Linked DNA regions of Homo sapiens: region 1 is linked to region 2. A link is a loop called in an ENCODE intact Hi-C map of the cell type or tissue named here. Cell type or tissue: heart right ventricle. All regions are shown on one strand. Each heading gives the region's core, and the rest is flanking DNA. Links, peaks and the distances in the headings are about the cores only. Region 1 overlaps NMNAT2 (nicotinamide nucleotide adenylyltransferase 2). Region 2 overlaps LOC105371646 (a long non-coding RNA gene).

Evidence for each region. A loop is a pair of places that touch in the nucleus more often than their neighbours do. Peaks named below come from ENCODE experiments on the same cell type or tissue, not always from the same donor. Only the 100,000 strongest peaks of a DNase experiment are listed, where the experiment ranks them.
Region 1: it touches region 2 in a loop (2.5-fold over the local background); 1 of 110 quality-filtered maps calls a loop at or near these places.

What each region holds. Positions count from the first base shown.
Region 1 is chr1:183,343,263-183,354,868 of GRCh38, reverse strand. All of the region lies in intron 1 of NMNAT2 (nicotinamide nucleotide adenylyltransferase 2), which reads left to right. Among named protein-coding and RNA genes, the nearest start is that of NMNAT2, 69 kb to the left of the region's middle. In heart right ventricle, for the core only: no CTCF peak of the experiment used is centred there; a DNase peak (open chromatin) is centred at 5,543; H3K27ac peaks cover 1,094 bases.
Region 2 is chr1:183,438,274-183,449,879 of GRCh38, reverse strand. LOC105371646 (a long non-coding RNA gene) reads right to left here. Exons shown (of 4, transcript XR_922351.2): 2 at 6,561-6,695. Among named protein-coding and RNA genes, the nearest start is that of NMNAT2, 26 kb to the right of the region's middle. RefSeq lists a silencer at 6,140-6,340. In heart right ventricle, for the core only: no CTCF peak of the experiment used is centred there; no DNase peak of the experiment used is centred there.

The DNA.
Region 1 (11,606 bases), core at 1,195-9,194, 95 kb after region 2:
TGTCTTGGCAAAAGATGGTTGCTTTTGTGGTAGGTAGGTGGTGCCTGTGGTGATTGAGAGAAGTAGGTAACTCTGGGATATTGTTTGAATATAAAACTGATAGAATTTGGTGATGGATTGGATATAGGAGAGAAAGAGGAAAAAGTTAAAGATGGTTGGCACAGTGGCTCACGCCTGTAATCCCAGCACTTTCGGAGGCCGAGGTGGAAGGATCACTTGAGCCCAGGAGTTCGAGACCAGCCTGGGCAACATGGTGAGACCCTGTCTCTATAAACAAGGTCATACAAAAATTAGCTGGGCATAGTGGCACATGCCTGTAGTCCTAGCTACTCAGGAGGCTGAGGTAGGAGGATCACCTTAGCCTGGGGGGTCAAGGCTACAGTGAGCCATGATCACACCACTGCACTCCAGCCTGGACAGAGTGAGACAGTATCTCAAAAAAAAAAAAAAAAAAAAAAAGACATTAAAGATGGTCACAGGCAAGTAAGATTAAATTATAACAGCAGGACAGATACGATGATTCCTGAGAAAGTGATGAAAATTTTGTGTCCATATCCACTGACAGTTTTTATCTAACCTTACTCATTGTCCTTCCTCCTCTCTCATCTCTTTCGCCTCTCATCTCTTTGTTTTCAAGCCAGACTATATCCACTTGTCACTTGGGCTAGGTAAGCTATTTGCTGCAGCAATTGACTATCTGAAGATAAGGGCAAGGCTCTGGCCATGCGGAACAAGACCTGTGGGCTTGGGCTCCCTATGTGACAAACATGGTGGGGAAAAAGGATTGTCCAGACACACAGGCTCTGCATCCCTTTCAAATTTTATCTACTAAACTCATAAAACATTCATCAGAGAAAGATTGTCATTGCCATCCTTAGTGAACTGTGGCAACACTGAACCATGGAGTGATATGCCTTGCCCTCTGCTAGAGAGGGAATGGAGCCAATTCCAGAGTAGGGGGTTGGAGCTTCCTGACTCCCAGGTATCTCACTGGGGCCTCTCACTCAAGCAAGTAGAAGTAGGTCATGAGCCACAATCAGGGACAGGAACAGGATGTTCCCAGCTGGAGGTCTGAATACCAGTAAGTCAAAGTGGAGGTTCCCATGGCAATGGTAATGCCACCTCTTTTTTGAGACCAGCAATCCAGCAATACGTGGGTGAGTCAACTGCTACTTTGAAAACCTGTTGTATTTCTTCAATTTCATGTCTGAGATTGGAGATATTTGTGATGATTTGGGTCCTGGGCATTTGGCAGAGTTTCAGATGGTTTTCCACATGGTGATGTGGTCTCAGGATAGAGGCCCCAGAAACACCACCTCACAATGTGTCTTTCCCCTGGTCTGCTGCATGATCCTCAGAGAATGATTGACTTTAAGTCTCCAATGGAGTGAGATTTTCTACTAGCTTAAAGCTCTTTTAGGGCATTTCAAAACCTTCCAACTTTTCTGATTTGAGAAAATATCAAAAGGAGAAGGATGAATGGAAAAGATCCTACTGACTGTTTCGGAAAGATCTCTGAGAACCTTTGCCCTAGTCTCTGTCTTTTTAAGAGGTTGTATTCAGGGCTGGGCACAGTGGCTCACTCCTGTAATCCCAGCACTTTGGGAGGCCGAGGCGGGTGGATCTTGAGGTCAGGAGTTCAAGACCAGCCTGGCCAAGATGGTGAAACCCTGTCTCTACTAAAAATACAAAAAACTAGCCGGGCACGATGGCAGGCACCTGTAATCCCAGCTACTTGGGAGGCTAAGGCAGGAGAATCACTTGAACTCGGAGGGCAGAGGTTGCAGTGAGCCAAGATCATGCCACTGCACTCCAGCCTGGGTGACAGAGTGAGACTCCATCTCAAAAAAAAAAGAGAATGTATTCAGAAAAAGATGGCTAGAGCCTCCTTTCTGACCCCCTCTTCATATTCCCTTGCCCATTTGGTCAGTTGTATGCCCAGGCCATGCAGGCCCCTTAGCACTTCATCTCAGCAGCAGTCAGAGAATTCTTGAATCACAGAATCTCAGAGCTGCAAAGTACTTCAGTCAGAGAGGGGTGAGCATGGGGCTGCCTGAGACTTCAAGGCTTCAACCAGGTGAGGCCTTTTCCACAGTGCAGGGCCTTGATGTGATCACCATGTTCCCGGGACCAGCTATTAGTTTTACAGATGCCAGTCTCATAGACGGACTTACAATAACCAGGCTTGCAATAAACTGACATATAAACACAAATGTCCATATTTGCATTTTATAATGGTGGATATTCTATTTCAGTGACCAGAATTCTCACTCACAAATCTCTTTTTTTTTTTTTTTTTTTTTTTTGAGACAGACTGTGACTCCATCATCCAGGCTAGAGTATAGTGGTGTGATCTTGGCTCACTGCAACCTCCGATGCCCGAGTTCAAGCGATTCTCCTGCCTAAGCCTCCCGAGTAGTTGGGATTGCAGGCGCATGCCACTACACCTGGCTGATTTTTGTATTTTTAGTAGAGATGGGTTTCACCATGTTGGCCAGGCTGGTCTCGAACTCCTGACTTCAGGTGATCCACCCACCTTAGCCTCCCTAAGTGCTGGGATTATGGGTGTGAGCCACTGCACCCGGCCTCTCACACATCTCTTATCCAATGTCAAGGTGTTCAGGATATTAAATTGGTAATCAGAAGCTTGCTTAGTGATCAGCGCTTCAGAGCACAGGGAGGTGAACGATTTTGAAGCCTTTTTTTATCTTGAAGAGAAACCCCTGATGAGCTCTCCCTGCCCAACAACGGACACTTTTTTGGGTTATACCAGAATGCTCAGGTGCCCTGAACTAGACATTCTCTTCCCAGGAGAGCCCTGGGAAAATAAGTATTGATATGTCTGTTCCCTTGGGCTTACATGGGATCCACTCAGACTGTGTCCTTGTTGGTAGCACATTGCATGTCATTGGGTTTCAACTGTCTTGATGCTCAGGTCATTTACAGTTATGTCCTCACAAATCACACCCTGGTCACCTTGTCTCCTGATTTATTGACATTCTCTTAGGATGAGTTGATCATTCAAGTCTCCCTTTCCAAGGGTACCTGGTTTCTATATTCTTATAGGGACCCTATTAGAGCCTCCTCCAGGATTGTGGAAGGACCAGCAGCTCACCCAGTCCAACACTTTAGAACAAGAATTCCCAATGCCATATCTCCAGCCTGCCTTGGCTTGAATGCTGCCAACAGTGTGGAAATCACCACTTTTCTAGAGGTTCAGTCCTTTCAACAAAGACCCTAAGCTGAAAGGAATAAACCAATCAGAAGATATTATCAATGTCCAACTGTGTGTTCAGTACCTGACCTGTGGTTGAGGTTTTCTAGGCACTGTGGGGGATGCTAAAGAAGAGTAAATAGACCAGGAATGGGTAGTCAGCCCCTTTCCAAAGTTCTGCAGGCGAGGAGGGTTCAGAGGTTCACAGACTTGGCAGTTTGTGTCCTCAGCACCCCTGGAGCTCACTCAGTCACCTAGAACTACACTACTCCTGTTCATCCAGGGCTCTGGGTGTCTGCCACTTTGATGGAAAAAGCTGAGCCCTGTGGCCCATATGAAGAATTGTAAGGGGAAGGTTGGGTCTAGCATCAAGGGAACAGCCTGCTGCCAGGAATCCATGCACTTCGTCAGAGTATCTGAAAATCCTATCATGCCTTTGGGCCTCTTTTTTGATTATAGTATTATCTCCAGAAAACTCCTATTATAATGCAAATCATTTTACATGAAATCAGTAACAGATAAAGATATAAGTGGCTGAGCAAAGAATAAGACCTGGAGTATGAGGCACTGAAGAAGAGGATAGAGATGCTGAATGACGATAGATTGGCTAATAACGGTGATGGGACACAGTTCTCTGGGACCTCGCAATCCCTAGCACAAGATTCCATGGCGACATTTTATTGCCATTTTGCTGACACAGTTCTGGAACTGGGAAAATTTTCCTTCAAATACATGTTGAACTCAGTGAACTAGCTCGTGGAGCAAATCCCAGCTATCTCAATAACTTTGTGATCTTAGGTAAGGTACTTAATTTCTTTGAGCCTTACTTCACCTAACTATAAAAGAGAGAAAACAATGCCTACTCAGAAGGGCTGTTTGTGAAGATTAAGTGAAATTATGTTTAATGTGTTGTGCATGGTAGACATACAACAAATGGAAATTATTATTTCTCCTTTTATTTCTGTAACAGCTTCCTTTAATGATGTTCATAAAGAATTCCTTCTATTCCACTCCCAAGAGTCTCATTTAGATGTAAAATTGTTCACTCAAGTATTCCAGGAGCTGAACTGTGATCAAGCCTAATAACAGAAGTGAATTTTGATAGAGAAGCATTGGCCTTTGAAAGTCAGACATGCATATTCCTTACTGAAGATAACTTACAGTCTTTGAATGGTAAAATTATGGTAATAAGATTTTTCACTTTCTGAAGGAGGGCCCCTTCTTTCTTTCTGTTTTCTTTCCCCCTTTTTCCTTCTCCCTTTATCAGCTGCAGGGTATCTTTGAATGGATTTCTCTCAAATTTTCCTCCCAAATTAACAGGGGTTGACCAGGACAGTTCCCCATCTCAGCTGGTGATTGGGAACAGAGACTCCCTTGTTCTCCTGCACACCCTGGCTCATGGCTCTTACTTGGTGTGTGGAGGAAGGAAAAAAGAAGACCTTCACCATCACCTCTCCCCATTCATTTATTCACAGCACTTACCACCCTCTACAGTGATCCCCTTGGAAGATGAGCTCCATGAGGGCAGGGATTGTGTGTATCTTGTATATCTTCATATGCTCAGTGTTTGCACAATGTCTGGTGCACAGCAGGGTTTCAATGTATGAATGTGTGGGATAGTGGCCTGGTAGGGCAAGGTTACACAGCAAGTCCAGGACAGAGCCTAACTCTGGAGCCTCAGACTATATTCTGCCAGTCCAAGCAAGGGAATCCTGATTTCGGCCTGAGAGATGCATCTTCTAGCAAAGTCAACATCGGGATGGCTCCTGAGCTTTCCTTCTCAGAGGGGTGGGCTTCCTACTTCCCCCTCCCAGACTCCCAGTCTGCAAGGCCAAGATCCATTTCCAGGAGAAAATCAATATTTGATGTTCCCTTCCTTCCCCAGCATTGGTTCAGAGCTCTGGAAATCTCCTGCCCTCCTTACACCACGCAGATAGGAAATCTCTCCTTTGGCTTTTACCTTCTGGGCCCAGGCCACCCACTGCTGCCGTGGATTTTAGCCATATTATTTTCTGCTGCTCTGAGTGCCAACAGCACACTCAGCACTAGACACAAACATGCAAAGACGCAGCTCTTGCCTGCCCCAAAGGCTTGCTGGGTAAGTTAAACAGACTGTAAAATGCAGACTTCAAATATGCCAGAGGCAAAGGCATTTAAAATTCTCAGCGGGGGCTGGAAAGAGAACGCTTTTAAAGTCTTTTCATTTCTCCCTCTTCCTTTGCCTTCAGCATCGAGCTGCCTGTGAGTTGTCCTGCCTCTTCTGTCTATGACCATTTAAGGATGACTGGTCCTTTTGTGAGCAGGCAAAGGCTTTGAGATGTTGGCTGTGAATGTGGACAGCTCTTCCCAGGCTGCCTGAAAGAGCGGAGGCAGCTAAACTTGGCAACAAATATTTCCAAGCCTGCTTTCCATTCCATCATGCAGAATGGTGTTATTAAATTGATGATTCAGGATCTCAAACCAGCAGAGCTCTGTCCTTTGGGAGAAACATAATCCATATGACAGGTTTCACCAGGGCTATTTCTGAATACCAGAAACCAGTGCCTAGGACAGTGTAGATCAGAGAGCAGGTGAGCTGGGTGCTTTGGGATCAGAAGCCACCTGGGCCAGAGTTTTGCAGGTAACACTCTGCAGTGGACATGCCTGGGTCAACCTGGTGCACCGAGTCCATGCTGTGTTCACTTTGGTGTCCTTTTCTCCTGACAAAGACTTAACCTGGTGCCATATCTCTCCTAAGCAATGTGAGGAGACACTACCTTGACTTCCAAGGATTTGTATTCTGATCTTCTGGTGGGGATGTCATTTCAGGGAAGTTATGTTCACTGGCTAATGAAAGCATCAAGACTGAAATAGGGAACTCAGATCTCGCCAAAACACAAGATCTCCGAAAGCAGAATACCTTCCTTCCATCTGGAATGTGTGGCAGGATGGAGTGAAGGAAAGAAGTTTTTGTTTTTGTTTCATTAAAGCAAAGGGATCCTACTTGAAATGCCCCTTATTGTGCAAGTATCAGGAAAGAACTTTTGTTCCAGCAAATCTCCAAACACTGGGCTGCAAGGCTGGTCTGATGTATTATGCAAAAATGTTTACATTTTCTCCATCATTCCCCCACACCCCCAATCTCCTTCTCTGATTTTTTGACTGAGAAAAGGGTCTTAGGAACAAAGAACATAAATATTTTGGTGAATCTAATATTGGATTAGATTTTGCTTGGTGCAGTTCCTTATATACAGGGGAGCTCAATGGATGGGTTTTGATGGTGAGGGAGATAGAAATGATTTAATAGCAACTCACTCAGCATTCCCAGAATAAATTACTTCTATTCCCAGTATGGTCTGTGTGTGCACTTACATACTCATGCTTGTGGACACGTGCACGCACGCACAGCTTAAGAGCAAACAAGCCATGTTGCTTATTCAAGGGACCAGAAAAAAAAAACCTCTAAAAGATGCCTTTGCTGGGTTGACTGTTTTAACTAAAATTCATGTCAAATTGAAAAGGAGAGTATCACATATCTCAACGTATCACCCATGTTGAGAAAATAAAAGAGCAGGGCATTTTATATATAGGTCCTGTCTTTTAAAGGAAGGCAGTCAAAGACAGATCTTTCTAAATGAATGGGAGGGGTTGGGGGAGTGGTATGGGAATGGGGGAGGTATATCAGGAATCTCCTTGGGGTTACCTTTTAGTGGACATGTCCCCATTTGTTCAACCCTCCCAGCGCAAGTAGTCATTGAAGGGAACTGAGTTTCTAAGGAGGACATGTGCTCACTCAGAGTGTTGGCATGAATAAAAAGGGCTGAAGTCAACTGGTCTAAAAGTGTGATGACTAGGGGCCATCTAACACCAGGAGAGTGGTAGCACTCAAGAAAAAACAGTTTCCATTCAAAGATCTGGGACTGAATGGGAGCCCCTGCTATATGCTGCACAGCTGTTACTGCATTTCAAAAAAACAGTGCTCCTGCAGTCACTTATAGACTCAGAGGTGTTTTTAAATAATTCCTATGTCCAGTGCTGAGGGCTTTAAAAACACAAGGGTAGTATTGTACTAATAACAGCAAACACTTTTAGAGTGCTTACTGTGTGTCCGGCACTTTCCCAAGCTTTTTCCATATAATAATGTACTTAATCTAACTTAATCCTCTCAACAGTCCCATGAGGGAGGTACTATTATTATTATTATCATCATCATTTTTAGAGAGATAGGGTCTTGCTCTGTCACCCAGACTGGAGTGCGGTGGTACGATCATGACTTACTGCAGCCACGACCTCCTGGGCTCAAGTGATTCTCCTCTCTCACCCTCTTGAGTAGCTGGGACTACAGGCATGCACCACCATGCCCAGCTAATGTTTCTATTTTTTTTGTAGAGATGGCATCTCACTATATTGCCCAGGCTGGTCTCAAACTCCTGGCCTCAAGCAATCCTCTAGCCTCGGCCTCCAAAATGCTGGGATTACAGGCGTGAACCGCAGTGCCCAGCTGGGAGGTACTATCATTATCCCCTTTCACAGATTATGAGCCAGGAGTTTGTTCTCTATAGTAGTGATGGAATACTCACAGAAGAAAGTGACTAAGTGTCAGAGAAGATACAAAGGAAATGCAATAGCTGTTTATAGGGAGGAAAAGTGAGTTCCCACCCAGAAGGTCAAGGAAGGCTTCATGGAGGAGGTGGAATCTGAGTGGGTCTTGAAGAGTAGGGTGGGTTTCTATGTGTTTGCTCTTTTTTTTGCTTTGTCATAGAAAGAAAAGGGGTGAGAAATGACTATAATGGGGTAAAAATGGGGTGTAGGGCTGTTCAGGCTGTCAAAAGTCAAAATTACACAAATTTAATTTAAAGATCTCAATTGGCATTTATTTGTGATTCTAGAATCAGGCAACACCTCGTTCTGTGAAACAGAATGAGTGTTCCGATGAGCTGAGCAGAGGAAATTGGTTTCACAGACAAAAAAGGGCTGAGGACAGCAGAAACAGAAAACAAAAAGAAGGTTGGTCGTTTCAAAGTTACTTCCCTGTAAAGGTTAAAGCAGAGGAGACTTCCTTATCATGCCTGCTAAAACCGCCCTGTTTGGGGACTCGGCAATTATCTCTGTCTCCTGATTTCTTGGAAGGTCAGATCAACAGCTTAGTTTTGTCTTGGTGATGTGGAACTTCAGCACGAGGGGCTCCATTTTGGTATGGTCTGTTGTGCCTCGTGCAGAAGCTCAGTCCCAACCAGTGGCCATTTATAAATGTTAATTAACAAGGCAGAGGGCAGTAAGAGCAGAGATACGGAGGTTGTGGGTCACTGGGGATGACAACATGTTGGTTATGGCTGGGAAATCGAAGAGCAAGAGGCTGGAAGGGTGGAGGAAAGGCAAGTAAAGGTAAATTCGGAGTTTGGACTGATTTGTGTTGACCCTGAAGGTGAGATCAGGGGTGCTCAGTCTGGTAGCAGTGGGAATGATGGAACTGAGAGAAAGAACCCTGGAGGCCATCACAGAGATGGACTACTAATAAACAGTCCAGCTGAAAGGCGAGGAGAACCCAGCAGCAGTAGAATTGGAGCTGGGAATCAGGGGACAGATGTGAGGGGTGACAAATTATTAGATGTGGGGGGATATATTCGTTCATTTCCTGCTGCTTATAACACAGTACCTGAAACTGGGTAATTTATAAAGAAAAGGATGTTAGCCTGGCTCAATGGCTCACGACTGTAATCCCAGCACTTTGGGAGGCCGAGGCAGGCAGATCACGAGGTCAGGAGATCGAGACCATCCTGGCGAACACGGTGAGACCCTGTCTCTACTAAAAATACAAAAAATTAGCCGGGCATGGTGGCGGGTGCCTGTAGTCCCAGCTACTCGGGAGGCTGAGGCAGGAGAATGGCGTGAACCCGGGAGGCGGAGCTTGCAGTGAGCCGAGATCGCGCCACTGCGCTCCAGCCTGGGCAACAGTGTGAGACTCCGTCTCAAAAAAAAAAAAAAAAGAAAAGGATATTATTTCTTGTAGTTATGAAAGCTGAGAAGTCCCAGGTCGAGGGGCCGCATCTGACAAGGGCCTTCCTGCTGGGGGGCCTCTGTGAAGAGTCCCAAGATAGCACAGGGTATTACATGGTGGGAGGGCCAATGAGGTCTCTCAGGTCTCTCTTCCCCTTCTTATAAAGCCACCAGTTCTACTCCCATCATAACCCATTAATTCACCAATTCACTAATCCCCTAATCCAGGAATGGATTAATCCATTCATGAGAGCAGAGCCCTCATGACCTAAGCACCTCTTAAAGGCTTCACCTCTCAATACTGCCACATTAGGGATTAAGTTTCCTTTTTTTGGGTAATAATTTCTTATTTTTACTGAGGTAAAATATACATATATAATTTACCATGGGGATTGAATTTCAACATAATTTTGGAGGGGTCAAATATTCAACCACAGTGGGGGAGAAGGTAGTGGATGAAAAGAGTCAAAGATGACTTCAAGGCTTAATAACTTGAAGAAGTAGGTGATGTTAGTAGAAGCAAGTCAGCTAGGGGGAGACAAGGTGGGGTGGGGGAGGAGAAGAGAAGATTGTATATTAGCGGTGTCATTTTAGTTTACAATATGATGTCCAGAGGGAGATTTACAACAGGTGGAATGAGGAGATGGGGTCCTTGGAAGAGCAGTTGGGATTGGAGATGACAACTTTTTACAATCCTTCTCCCCGCTGTGGCTCTGAACTAGTGAAGGACAGACACAGAGCAGCTGGGGAATTGGCCCCCGGATGGGGAGGAAGCCCTGCCGGGGAGACTGGTTTGTGCTCAATCTAAGCTACATCATCACTAACTATGTGGTAGTGGAAAAGATGCTCTACCTTTCTCAGCTTCTGGTCTCACATTTGTAAAATAGCGTTTAAATGAGGTATGGTTTTAAATGCCTCGTACTTCGTGGGGCCTCTAAATATTCTGTTCTGCCTTCTCTGGAAGTGTTTCCAGACTTTATTTATGTTTATGCTACTAAACATCTTACAATGCCCAGGACGGCCCCCACAACAAAGAATTATCTGTTCCAAAATGTCAGTAGTGCCGAGGCTGAGAAGGCCTGCATTAATCCACTCATTTATTATTTATAAAGCACCTACTAAGTGCCAGCTCTAAGTAGAGTGTTGAGAATATAAAGATGAAAAGGCAAATTTGTGCTCTCAAACACCTGACAGTGTTGTGAGGAGACAGATGTGCCATCAAACAATTATATGGATATCAGGCATGTGCTATCATGGGGTATATACAAAGGCCGGTAGAACAGCGGGAAGCAGTGCCACGTGGTGGTTGAAGGCAGCCTCTTTGGAATGGGTCAGCCCTGGAATCGAATCCCTGTTATACTGTACCTCCTGGGACAGGCTACTTCACCCCTGCGAACCTCGGTTTCCTCATCTATAATGCAGATGATTATGCTTGCTTCATTGTGCGGTTGTGAGAATTAATCGCATTCAGCACAGTGCTAACACATAATAATTTGTCAATAGATGGTAACTAATGATAATGATGAGTATAATGATGATGAAAATGATGTTTACCTGCCTCAGGATTTAGGAAAGCTTCTCAGCATTTAACCCAAGGCTTGAGGGATGAGTAGAAATTGCTAGGTAAGCAATGAGGGAGAGGCATTTTAGACAGAGAATATTATGGGCAAAGACCCTGAGAGAGGACATTTTGTGACTCATTTGGAGAATTACAAATAGCCCAGTGCGACTCAGTTTAAAGAAAGTAGGGATGTTGGCTGGGGGTGGAGTTAGGGGCCAGCAGGATAAGAGGCTGGATAGGGAGGTGAGGCCCCATCCTGAAGGGCCTTTTATTCAATGCCAAGGAGCTCAGCTTTTGTACCGTAAGTTGTGGAGTCACTGGAATATTTAAAAGGAGTAGTGACAAGATCAGACTTGTGAATTAGGGAAAATAAATCACTTTTTTAAAAAATTTGAAGGATAGATTGGAGGGGGCCAGTAGACAAATAAAGAGACTTTTTCAAAAATCTAGGAGAGAGAGGTAGCAAGTGCTAGTGCCTTATCTCAAAGTATAATCTCCATTCATTCAAGTAATTTTTACAGAGCATCTATGAAGCTCTTGGTGTTCCAAATACTGAAAAAGACAACATTTTTGATAGCATAGAAATTGCATTCTAGTGAGACAGACTTACAGTAAACAAGAAAACAAACATAGAACTTAAAAGTTGTGGAAAAATTTAATCAAGTAGTATAATGTAATGACTGGGATAGAGAAGCAACTGGAGATGGGATGGTCAGGAAAAGTCACTCTGAGCATATGACAGATAAACTAAGGCCTGCATGAGGAGAACATTGTGGTTGTTCAATAGATATTTGTTGAATGAGTGAATCACCAAATGAAGGAGAATTAATGAACTAGAGTGTATGAATGTGAGTA
Region 2 (11,606 bases), core at 1,237-9,236:
TTATGTTCTAAGGAAAGTGCACTTCAGGCAAGAAGGAATGGCAGAAATGTGCTTGAAACACTGGAAGAAAGGAAGAAGGCCCATGAGGTGGAGTGGAGTTAGTGACTGGAAAGTGGCAAGAGATGAATCTGGAAGATAGGCAAAGGCTACATCACATAAGGCCTTCAGGCCAAGGTAAGGAGTTTGGACTTTTTGGCGGAACGAGAAGCCATTGGAGGGTTTTGCGCAGGCATACCGTATTAGTCCGTTTTTACACTGCTGATAAAGACATACCTGAGACTGGGCAATTTACAAAAGAAAGGTTTATTGGACTTACACTTCCACGTGGCTGGGGAGGCCTCACAGTCATGGCAGAAAATGAAAGTCACATCTCACATGGCAGCAGACAAGAGAAGACTGAGCTTGTGCAGGGAAATTCCCGTTTTCTAAAACCATAAGATCTCGTAAGACTCATTCACTATCACGAGAACAGTGGAAGAAAGACCCGCCCCCATCATCCAATCACCTCCCACCGAGTTCCTTCCACAACACATGGGAATTGTGGGAGTTATAATTCAAGATGAGATTTGGGTGGGAACACGACCAAACCATGTCAGATACTATTGATCGAAAGTGCATTCTTAAAAGGCCACTCTGGCTGTTCTGTGTAGAAGAGACTGTAGGGTGTAGTATTATTAGAAAACAATTGCAATCATAGGAAAGTGATGTTGGTCACTTGGATTGGTTGAAAGTGTTGAGAAGTGGTTGGATCCAGAATATATTTTGAAGCCAAAACAGACAACTTGATGGGGATTTGAGATGTGAGGAAAGGGGTTCAAGGATGACTGAAGTTTTTGGCGGAGCACCTAGGCCCAGTGCCTGGTGATGTCATTTACTGTGAGAGAGACTACTATACAGTGAAAAAGGATAGGAAGGGATAGTTGTTGCAATATTTGTTTGTATCAACAAAACACTAGAAACAACCCAAGAATGAATGAATGGGAAGAAACTGTTATGTATTCATTCTGTGATAGACAGTACAGAAATTAAAATGACTGACTTTATATCAATATATGGATATATTTTGACTGCAACATTAAGTTGCAGCATATTATATCCATATGATACTGTGTGCATATACTTTTAAAAAACAATACAAGATATTGTGTTTTTCTACAGTTATGTCAAACAAAAGCATATCAACATGGACTAGCAGATTTGCACCAAATTCATGATAGTGATTACCTCTGGGGGTAAAGAAAGTAAAGGAATTGTGCTAGGAAGGACATATGGGAGACTTGACCTTTATCTTTATTTCTTTAAAAAATACTTTGATGGAAATATGAAAAGACAGTAACATTAGTTCATTTGGGGTGATAAGTACGTGGATGGTTTATATTATTGTTCATACTTTGAAATATTTTGTTTGTTTTCATGAAAGGACAAAGAAAGACTGAGTGATGTGAGTGATGTCTAGGAGCATGGGCCCAAGCCAACCTCATGCAGCAGTGCAGCAGAGGAATGACTTCCTGTGCACTTGAGGGCCTGAAGGAGTTGACAGCCTGGCAGCATCCAGCATGCTCTGACAGTCAGATGGTTGATGATGGTGATCTGCAGACTGCCAGTGCAAGGAGAAGGTGGCTGCAGTATGTGTGGCAGGGGTCCCTGAAACCCCGTCCACCCCCTACTGCATAATACAATCCCCAAACTCTGAAAATGTAGATACAATCCAGAGAAAGGCAGAGAATTTGCCAAGATTATATGTTAAGATGGAGGCTTGCAATTGAAGTTGAATTTATTCACAGAAAAATTAAGTATTTCATAAACATCTAAGTTTATAGTGCATGTTTATGTTAGGAAAGAAGGAAGCAAAGATGGATAGTGATATAGTTAAATTTCTCACTGGGGAGAAAAGTGGGTAGTCTTGGGTGGAGAAAGAGGAAAGGGGAAAGGCCTAGTCAATTGAGAGAACAAATGTGGTGACAATAATGAAATGAGGTGGATGGAAGGCCAGAAGCTGTGATCAAATGGTAAGAGGCATGAATCTGAAATTTGGGAGGTTGAATGGCTCCAGCTGATTTTAAGGTCCTGGATGTGGCCACCAGACTAGCAGGCTGAGGTAAATCAGAAGTGGAGACAACTGTAGTCTCCCTCTTTTCTCCTGATTTATATTTAGTGATTTACAAAAGAAACGTTTTCCCTTTATTTTCTAAACTGTGATCATGGATGGATCGGTAATGAAAGTATTCTTCTCACTGTTCAGTACTTTCTTATTCCATGGAATTACAGAAATCACAGAATTGTGAAGCTAGAAAACTCTCAGGAGATTATGGGTTTTCCTCCTTTTCTAAAAGTGTCCGTCAGAATTATGTATGTGTAATCCTTCTTGGTAGAAAGTGTCTTTAATTTGTTGTTGTTGTTGTTGAGACGGAGTCTCGCTCTGTCGCCTGGGCTGGAGTGAAGTGGCGCGATCTCGGCTCACTGCAAGCTCCGCCTCCCGGGTTCACACCATTCTCCGGCCTCAGCCTCCCGAGTAGCTTGGACTACAGGTGCCTGCCATCACGCCTGGCTAATTTTTTTATATTTTTAGTAGAGATGGGGTTTCACTGTGTTAGCCAGGATGGTCTCGATCTGCTGACCTTGTAATCCACCTGCCTGGGCCTCCCAAAGTGCTGGGATTACAGGCGTGAGCCACCGTGCCTGGCCGTCTTTAATTTTTTGAAGTAACCTACTTAAATCTCAAATTACTTTTTATCTAAGGTAAACTTATTATTTTAATTCAGCACCACTCTACTTACCTGAGTTGCAACTTCTCTCTTTGGTTCCTGCATTATAAACACACACACACACACACACACACACACACACACACATATAATTTTCACCTATCAAACTGTAAAAGATTAAAACATTTGATAAGATATTGTTTTGATGAAAGTTTGAGGAAGTAGTCAGTCATAAATAGTTGATGGATGTGTAAGGGATGGAGAGAAAGTTGGAAATATCTTTCAAAAGTAAAAATGCACATACATATTGACACATATTCCATGTCTAGGTATTTATCCAGTGAGTCTGTTCAATGCAATATTGTTAATAATACAAAAGATTGGCAACAACATATATATCCCTCAATAGAATGGCAAAACAAAATGGCACAGGCATTCAGTGAACAACACTCAGCTGTTAAAATAGCCACGTCACTAGCTCTCCATATGGAGAGGTAGCTAAGATATCTTGATAAATGAAAAGATAAAGTAAAATAGAGAGTAGTATGTATATTACGCTACCATCTGTGTAAAAAAAGAAAAATTATATATGTTTAAAAATACATATATACATTTTTATATATAGAATGTCCATGGAAGGAAATTTAAGAAATTGGTAATAGTGGTTGCCTCTGCGGAGGAAAACAGAATCACTGAGAAAAAAGAGAAACTCACTTTTCACGATATGCCTTTTGATTTTGTATACATGAGTGTGTTACCTATTCAAAAATAAACAAAAAAAAGTTTAAAGTCCACACCCAAGCAGAGACACTATTTATTAATTAAATGTAGATACCTCCCCTACACACACTTATGAGACTCTGTGCCAGTGATTCTTGTATTTTTTAAAAGAAATATATCACACAGTCAAGCGTGGTTCCTTCAAAGAGAGCATCACCCTGCTGACTGAGTCCCCTTCTTTTAAAGAGAACAGGCAACTTCTCAAGGGATATTATCTGTGGATCATTAAAGGCCCATCTAACTCAAAACATTTCCTTTTGTTAACTTGTCCCAGTTCTGGAAATCCCTACCCATGGAACTTCTTTTATTTTTATTTTAGGATAAAGGCATTACATTTTCAGGAAGTCCCTGTCAGGCTGCAAATATGTAACCTGGCTAACCTGGAGACATTAGGATGGATATTTTTGTTGGTTCCCTAGCAGAAAGCTGTTTCTTGAAAAATAAGATTGGTTTGGTGGGAGGGAGTTTAAAGACACTGATGCATGCAGTCCTGCAGAGAAAAGTTTACGTCCTGGAGATTTACCAAATGAGAGTTTCTGGGTAGTAACAGGCATCATGAAGGTAATGAGCATTTGGGAGCACTGAAGGAAGGGATGAAGCTTTGTAGAGTGTTACATACAAACCCTACCCAGTTTTTATGAAGCAAGCCATGATTGTATAGTAGGGTGAAGTCCTACACCAAAATTATAGGAAGGCCAAAAGTCACAGTAATTGAATACAGGTTGACAGTAGGCCAGTGCCCTTCAGTATTTTTTAAAGCTATCACAGTAATATAACCTGTTATGAGGTGATTTTAGATACATCATCTGCCCCAATATTAGCCAATGTATGTTCTGAATAATACCAGTCTCTTGGAATGTTAATAGTTGTTGCTAAAATGTGTTTTATGATCAAATAATTTTGGGCAACAGTAGTTTAAGCAGAAATTTTTTTCTTGTTGGAACTTCTCAGAGCCTATAGCATGCAAGTGGGTATTTTTCCAAGGGAAAAACAATTATACACTGTGCCCAAAATTGTCTTCTCACAGAACTCTTTTTTATCACCGTGCATCTCATGCACTAATGTTAGGTGGGACACTTGGGAATCGCTGAGCCTTCCTACTCTTGCCCTGGCCTCCCATTTCTATCCTGATGATCATTTTCACCTTGTCTTACCTTGCCCTCCCCTGAATCATTACATAACCTCTATTATGATGTTCACACTAGGAAAATAATGATGAGATCAAAAGTGATGATGACCTTCACAGAAGGACTTCCTTCCCACTTATTACCATACTCCTATGCGTGAGTAAAGGCTCTGCATTTTTTGAAGAAACTACAGTCTGTAATAAGACTCAGACCAATGTGAGATTGAAGCAGGCCTTAATACTACAATTGTCAGTGAAGCCTGTCCTTTAGGTATCATGATGCTCTCTGTAATTATCCTTTGCCTTCTTGTAGGCCTCAAAAACTGGCTTGGCACTAGGGCTCTCTGAAGCAATCATTGTGTCTTTTTCTACCCTTCCACATTTGATTCTTCTAAGTTCCTAAATCCTTTAAGGCTAAAATTAAGTTTCGTTAGAGTTAGAAACTCCAGACCATGGAAGGCCACCCATCTCTGGACAGTACCTACTGCAAATATTGCATTATTTGGGACTGGGACAGCTCTGGTCAACATAATCTCCGAGGGTCAGAGATAGCAGTCAATGATAGCACCACTTATTATTTTCCTCAAGAGAGGCTGCTTACATATATATTTGTAAAATCAGAATAAGGCTTTCTGTAGCCTTAGAGTCCATCCGAATATTTTGTCTCATTCAAAAGAATCACAAATCCACCTTTAATGAGCTTTGAAAAATAATTTATTTTCACTGAAGGCTCTTGAAGAAGTAGCAAAGTGATGAATCACATCCCATCGCAAACAATGGAACTTAGTCAAAATCCTTCTTTCCTATTTCCCCAAAGCCCCACGCTGCAGAGCAGCTGCTGTCCAAATGCTCCTGCTCAGATTTCAATCACTCTCTTCACCTCTCACCTCCCTACTTTCTCTGTCCCTTTCCCCTTCCTTCCAGATCTTTTCCACTGCAGGTAATTCTTATCTTTTTTTTTCTTTTTAATGTAAATTGCTTTAGCTTCTCCTTCAGTTCTTCTTTCTGTCCCTTACCAACTTTTCTCCCTATTTCTTTCCCCGACTTACCCCTTAGACTCAACAAGGAAGCTGGAGGAGAACAGAAGAAGGGAACATGATCAAGTCTTACAAGTTACTCTTTTTCTCTGACACATATATCTTATATAATACATATGACATTACACATATGTAACATGCTATATACAATATATATGATATATATTATGTTATGTAATATGTCTAGCAGAGCCTCATTATAACAGTCTTTGCCATCTGTCCTGTAAAGCTGCTAAATTAATGGACCAATTAGGTATTTTTTTTTCTGATGCTGTAGTAACTACTTCCCTTTTTAAAGTTTATACTTTTAACTCAATTGCATAGTATAGCAATAGTTTTCTAAGGAATTTCTCCAAAGACTGTGTAATTAAACTGTGTGCAATCAAAGCAAATGGACAGAATTATAGGAATATTGGTCATTCATATTAATAAAGCTATCCAACTATCTTTCCCTGGTCAGATAGTCTGAGCTCACATGGGAAGGCCCTTTTGTGTCTTATTTGTGCTGAAGAAGATAAGGAAAGCATTGAGTAAGAACTAGGTCAGGTCCCTTCCACTGCTTATCACAGTCATCAAAGCAAATTTCTTAGGCTTAGAAGTTTCTCGTCTTTTAAATGGATTTGCTGTTCTTTTTTCTTTTATACAAACCAGAATGGCATTTGCTAATCATCTCACTTTCAAGCAAGTTTACATATCATAGTGTGTGTATGTATAGATTTATGTGAATTTTCTCAAATCACACAAAATTATTTTTGGCTTGCATGTTTAATTATTTGCTGGGCAAATACTTCGTATGTAAACTCTGCAAAAACATATTTCTAGGCTGAGTATAAAATTTTAGAATCAAAAGTAGGAATTTCTTCAGAGAGATGCTAAACTTGAAAAAGAATAGAAAATGTCGGAATATACTACCCAATCCCCTGCTGCTTGATCTTTGTCAGAGTGAAATCAGGATTCAGTGATGAGGACCACATCCTGTTGCCATGGAAATGATTGTGCTGTCACAAATATAGTACTATGACTTCATGGTAAAGAGGAACAGATGGTCTGGAAGAGAATGAAGGCCTAAGGTTAGCACAATTGTTTGGGGAATAAGTCATCTTAGATTCTTTTTGGAAGTAGGTAGAAGCACAAATAATAAGCAAAAATGACTTCACTGTAGCTTTGCAAAAGCCGCTGAGTAAGAAAGAGCTTAGCCAAGGTAAAACTACAAAGCTCTTTTCCAATGAAAGAAAAAAACATTTTAATATAGGATGAAGCACAGGTAACAATACAAAACAGCTTTACAAGTCCATATTCCAAAGTTGCCGCTCCACCCTTCCCCAGCCTCTCACTTGACCACTGTTGAAGTAACTAGCACCTAGAATGCTTAGGGCCAGTGGTAAGCATTAAAAACAAAAACAAAAACAAAAAAAACAGAAACGAGGCTGAAATAGACCGAAACAATATTTGCCATCATTTTTACAATGCCTCATTTTTAGGTATTTCTGGTTTTAGTGTTGGTTTGATTCAGGCATCCTGGATCATATACCTCCAAACAGCCTCAAAACACAGGATTGGATAGTTGAGCTGGTAGGTGTAGGGCCTGCACAGTCAAATCAGGGGCATGTGTAGCTCACTCACCTTGCCCCTGAGTGATCGTGTGTCCAGACCTGGTTCTCCAGCCATGATGACACTCTGAAAACCACTCTCCACTAACAGGACAATGAAACCACGGTGTCCTCAGCTACTCAGAACTGACATTGGTTAGAAGCACTAACTTTTAAAAGGGTCAGCCTGGTATCTTCTCATCATGATATTGTTCATTTAAAGGGCAAAGAAATTTCCCACGCTTATTGTTATGGTCTGAATATTTGTGTCCCTATCTAATTCATATATTGAAATCCTAACTCTTAAGATGATGGTACTGTTAGGAGGTGAAATTGTGCCACAGAGTTAAAGAAGCCAGTGAATAACAGAAATTCTTGAGCTTGTATGAGAGCAGATAAGAAAAGAAACAACTTGCCGAAATGCTGAAACTCCCTCTGCTTGTGATATTTAAAAAAAGAAAAAAAAAAAAAAGGCTGAAATTGATTGGAACCAGCATGGTCAACTGGAGTCTTTGCAGGATAAAATTTTCATTTCCACCATGTTTCCTACTAAGTTCCCCAAATTTGCAAATGTGATTCATGAGGTAGCATGAAGAGATAATTGTGCATGCCTGAGGACTTTCCAGACCTCCCCTTTCTTTCCACCAATCACCTACTAATCCCAGAATCTACCCCATAAACCCTTTCTAATAAAATGACTGCCTTAAAGCCAGCACAGGGAGACAGATTTGATCTGGACTCTTCTCTCCTTGTTGACTGACTCACAATAAAAGCTTTTCTCAAAAACCTGGTGCCATAGTATTGGCTTCTAGTGCCTTGGGTCTAGTGCCTTGGGTAGTGAGCCCTTTTGCTCAGTAACAGTGGGGCCTTTGGGGAAGTGATTAGGTCATGATCTTCATGAATGGGATTAGTGCCCTTATAAAAGGGACTGAAGAGAAACCTCTCACCCCCTTCATCAAGTGAGGACACACTGAGAAAGTGCCTGTGAACCAGATCCTTACCAGATATTGAATCTGCTGGTGCCTTCATCTTGGACTTCCCAGCCTCCAGAACTTTGAAAAATTGCTGCTGCTTATAAGCCACCAAGTTTATGGTACTTTGTTATAGCAGCCTGAATGGACTAAAGCAATTATAAATGCCACTACAATCACTTATCCTTAGAAAAACACTTTTTATTTGGAGTAGAGGCAACAAGAGAGATTTCCCAGCACTATCATTCTCTTGCGTTATCAAGTGAATTAACCAAGAGAAGCTAACATGAGATACTAGCTAGTATGTGCCAATGCAAGTACTTTTTAAAAACATTTATTTTGAAATAAGCTCAGATTTACAGAAAAGTTGCAAATATAGTGCAGAAAGTTCATGGACATCCTTCATCTAGTTTCTGCTAATGTTATATAACCACAGTACAGTGATTGAAATTGTGAAATTATTGGTGCCATACTGTTAATTAAACTGCAGACTTCATTCAGATTTCACCAATGTTTCCTTTTTGGTTCTGAGATCTAATGCAGGAGACCGTGTCACATTTAATCATCATGTCTAAGTCTCCCTCAATCTGTTCCTCAGCCTTGTTTTATCATGACCTTGACAATTTTGAAGACCACTCATCAAGTATTTCATAGAATATCCCTGAATGGGGCTTTCTCTGAAGTTTTCTCATGATTGGACTGAATTATGGATTTTTGGAAAACAATATCATGGAGGTAGAGTGGTCCTCTCATCACATCATATTGAGGGTACATGATCAATATAACTTGTTTACTGATGACGTTAACTGTGATCACTTGGTTAAGGTAGTGCCTGCCAGGTTTCTTCACCGTAAAGTTACCATTTTCCCTTTCCATTCTCTATTCATTCGAAACAATCAGTAAGTCCAATCTACACTCAAAGTAAGTGAGCTACACATGCCCCTGATTTGACTGTGCAGGCCCTACACCTACCAGCTCAACTATCCAATCCTGTGAAGTGAATCAGGCTTCACCTTCTAGACGAAGGTTTATCAAATAATTCGTGGACATATGTTTAAGCTACCACAATAATTAATAAATATTTTTTTGATGAGATACTTTGAGGCTACACAAATATGCTGCTTCTCCTTAAGGTTTTACCTACAAATTTTAGTGGATCTTACCTGCAGCAGTTATTACTAAGGTGCTCTAGTGGTGATTTTAAATGTCCCTCATTCCTTCTACACTTATAATTTAGAATTCTTCTCTAAGGAAGGTTTGCTCTTCTTCCCCTAATTTATTTGTTTATTCATTTACTTATTTGTACTCATTCCATACTATTGTATGGAATGAAATTACATTTTATCTATCTATCTATCTATCTATCTATATATATATATAGTTTGTTTGGATTGTAATCCAATTTTGGGTTATTGGGGGTGGTTTCAGGTTGGCTCCTGTGTCTTGTTTGTTATGCCCTATACAGGAAAGAATCAACAAAGAAGCAAACCCAAGGCTGATATCCTTAGAAGAGGCTGCTTAAAGATTGACTCTTTCCTGACATCTGGGAACCTGGCTTGTGAAAAGTTCCCCAAACCAACATGAAAAGTCTCCTGTATTGATAAGGCTGTTTTGCCCTTGAGGCACTGAATTACCACTTCCTTCAGAGAGTCTGATATTTTGACAGTTTCCAGGCAGAGAATGCCTTTTAGCACTAGCCCCCAAGAAAAACCCTAAACTCTGAGTCTCAAATGGGACACACACACACACACACACACACACACACACACACACACATTGAATTCATATTGTCATTGCCAACTTTATTTAGAACCACAGGATTTATTTCAGTCTTCTCTGCTTGCTTGTTTGTAACTTTTTTCTCTGACAGTGAGAAAGCTGGCTTCCATTAACTACAATTTATTTACTTATTTGTTCAGCCTTAGTATACATGTAAAGTAGTTTCAGAACTGCTAACTTATACTCCTGCCTGAAACATAATGACCAATTAAAGAAAAGCATTTATGCACAGTTGATTTTGCTTTAGCTTTACAGTATCCAGTTAAAACACATTTCCAAAGTTACTTAGGTCAGCTCCTTTTTCCCCAACCGTTTTAGTCAGGTTATGTCATATAATTGTAACACAGATTTGTCAGTCTGCATTTCATCCTGGAATCTCCCCACATCGTGGTTGATTTTTTAAAAAAATGTACACAGTAAATTTCACTTAGGTTTATAATACATTATACCTTAGTTAGAATAAATGTACCTTTTGTGAATGTGGACAAATGCATAGAGTCATGAATCTACCACCACAGTATCTTGCAAAACTGTTCTATTACCCTAAAAATTGTCTTGTGTGATCCCTTCGCAGTCAACCTCTTCTCAACACATGGCAACCACTGATCTGTGTTATCTGTCTCTAGAGCTTTGCCTTTTGCAGAATGTCATGTTAATAAAATAAAATAGGTTGTGATCTTTTAGGTCTGGCTTCTTTCACTTAGCAAAAATTTATTTAAGATTCATCTATGTTGTTGTGTGAATCAATAGTTAATTTCTTTTTATTGCTGAGTAGTATTCCATTGCATGATATACCACAATATGTTAATCTGCTTACCTCTTGAGGATATCTCAGTTACTTCTAGTTTTTGGTAATTATGAACAAAGCTGCTATAGATATTCATTTATAGGTTTCTATAAATGCAAGTTTTCAATTCACTTTGATAATTACCTAGGAGTGGTATTGTTGGGCCACATGATAAGTGTATGTTTAACTTTGTAAGAAACTGACAAACTCATTCTGCCATTTTGCATTACCACAAGGAATGAACAAGAGTGCTTGTTGCACCATGTCTTAACCAGCATTTTGAATTATCATTTTTTAAAAAGTTGCCATTCTAATAGGTATGTTGAGGTATCTTATTGCAGTTTTCATTTGCGTTTCTCCAATGACTATTGTGAGCATCTTTTCATATGCTTATTTGCCACTTGTGTATCTTCTTTGGAAAAGTATCTGTTCAGATCTCTTTTTGTCTTTAATTTATTATTAAATTGCTTTATTTGTTTTTCTTGTTATGAGTTCTTTGTATTTTGGTTGTAAGTCCTTTATTGATATAAGATTTGGAACTTTTTCTGTAGCTTGTATTTTTATTCTACTAACAGCATTTTTGTGTGTGGGGGGGGGGGAGGGCATGTTTGGTGGAAAAGCCAAAGTTTTTAATTTTGTTGGGTCCCGTTTTCATATTTTTCCTTTTATGGATTGTGCTTTTGGTCTCATATCTAAAAACTCATCACCAAACCCAAGATCATACAAAATGCTGTTTTTCTTCTAGAAGTTTTTTATTTCTACATTTTACATTGAGGTGTATGATCCATTTTGAGTTCGTTTTTGCATAGGTGTAAGGTCCTTCCTCTTTCTT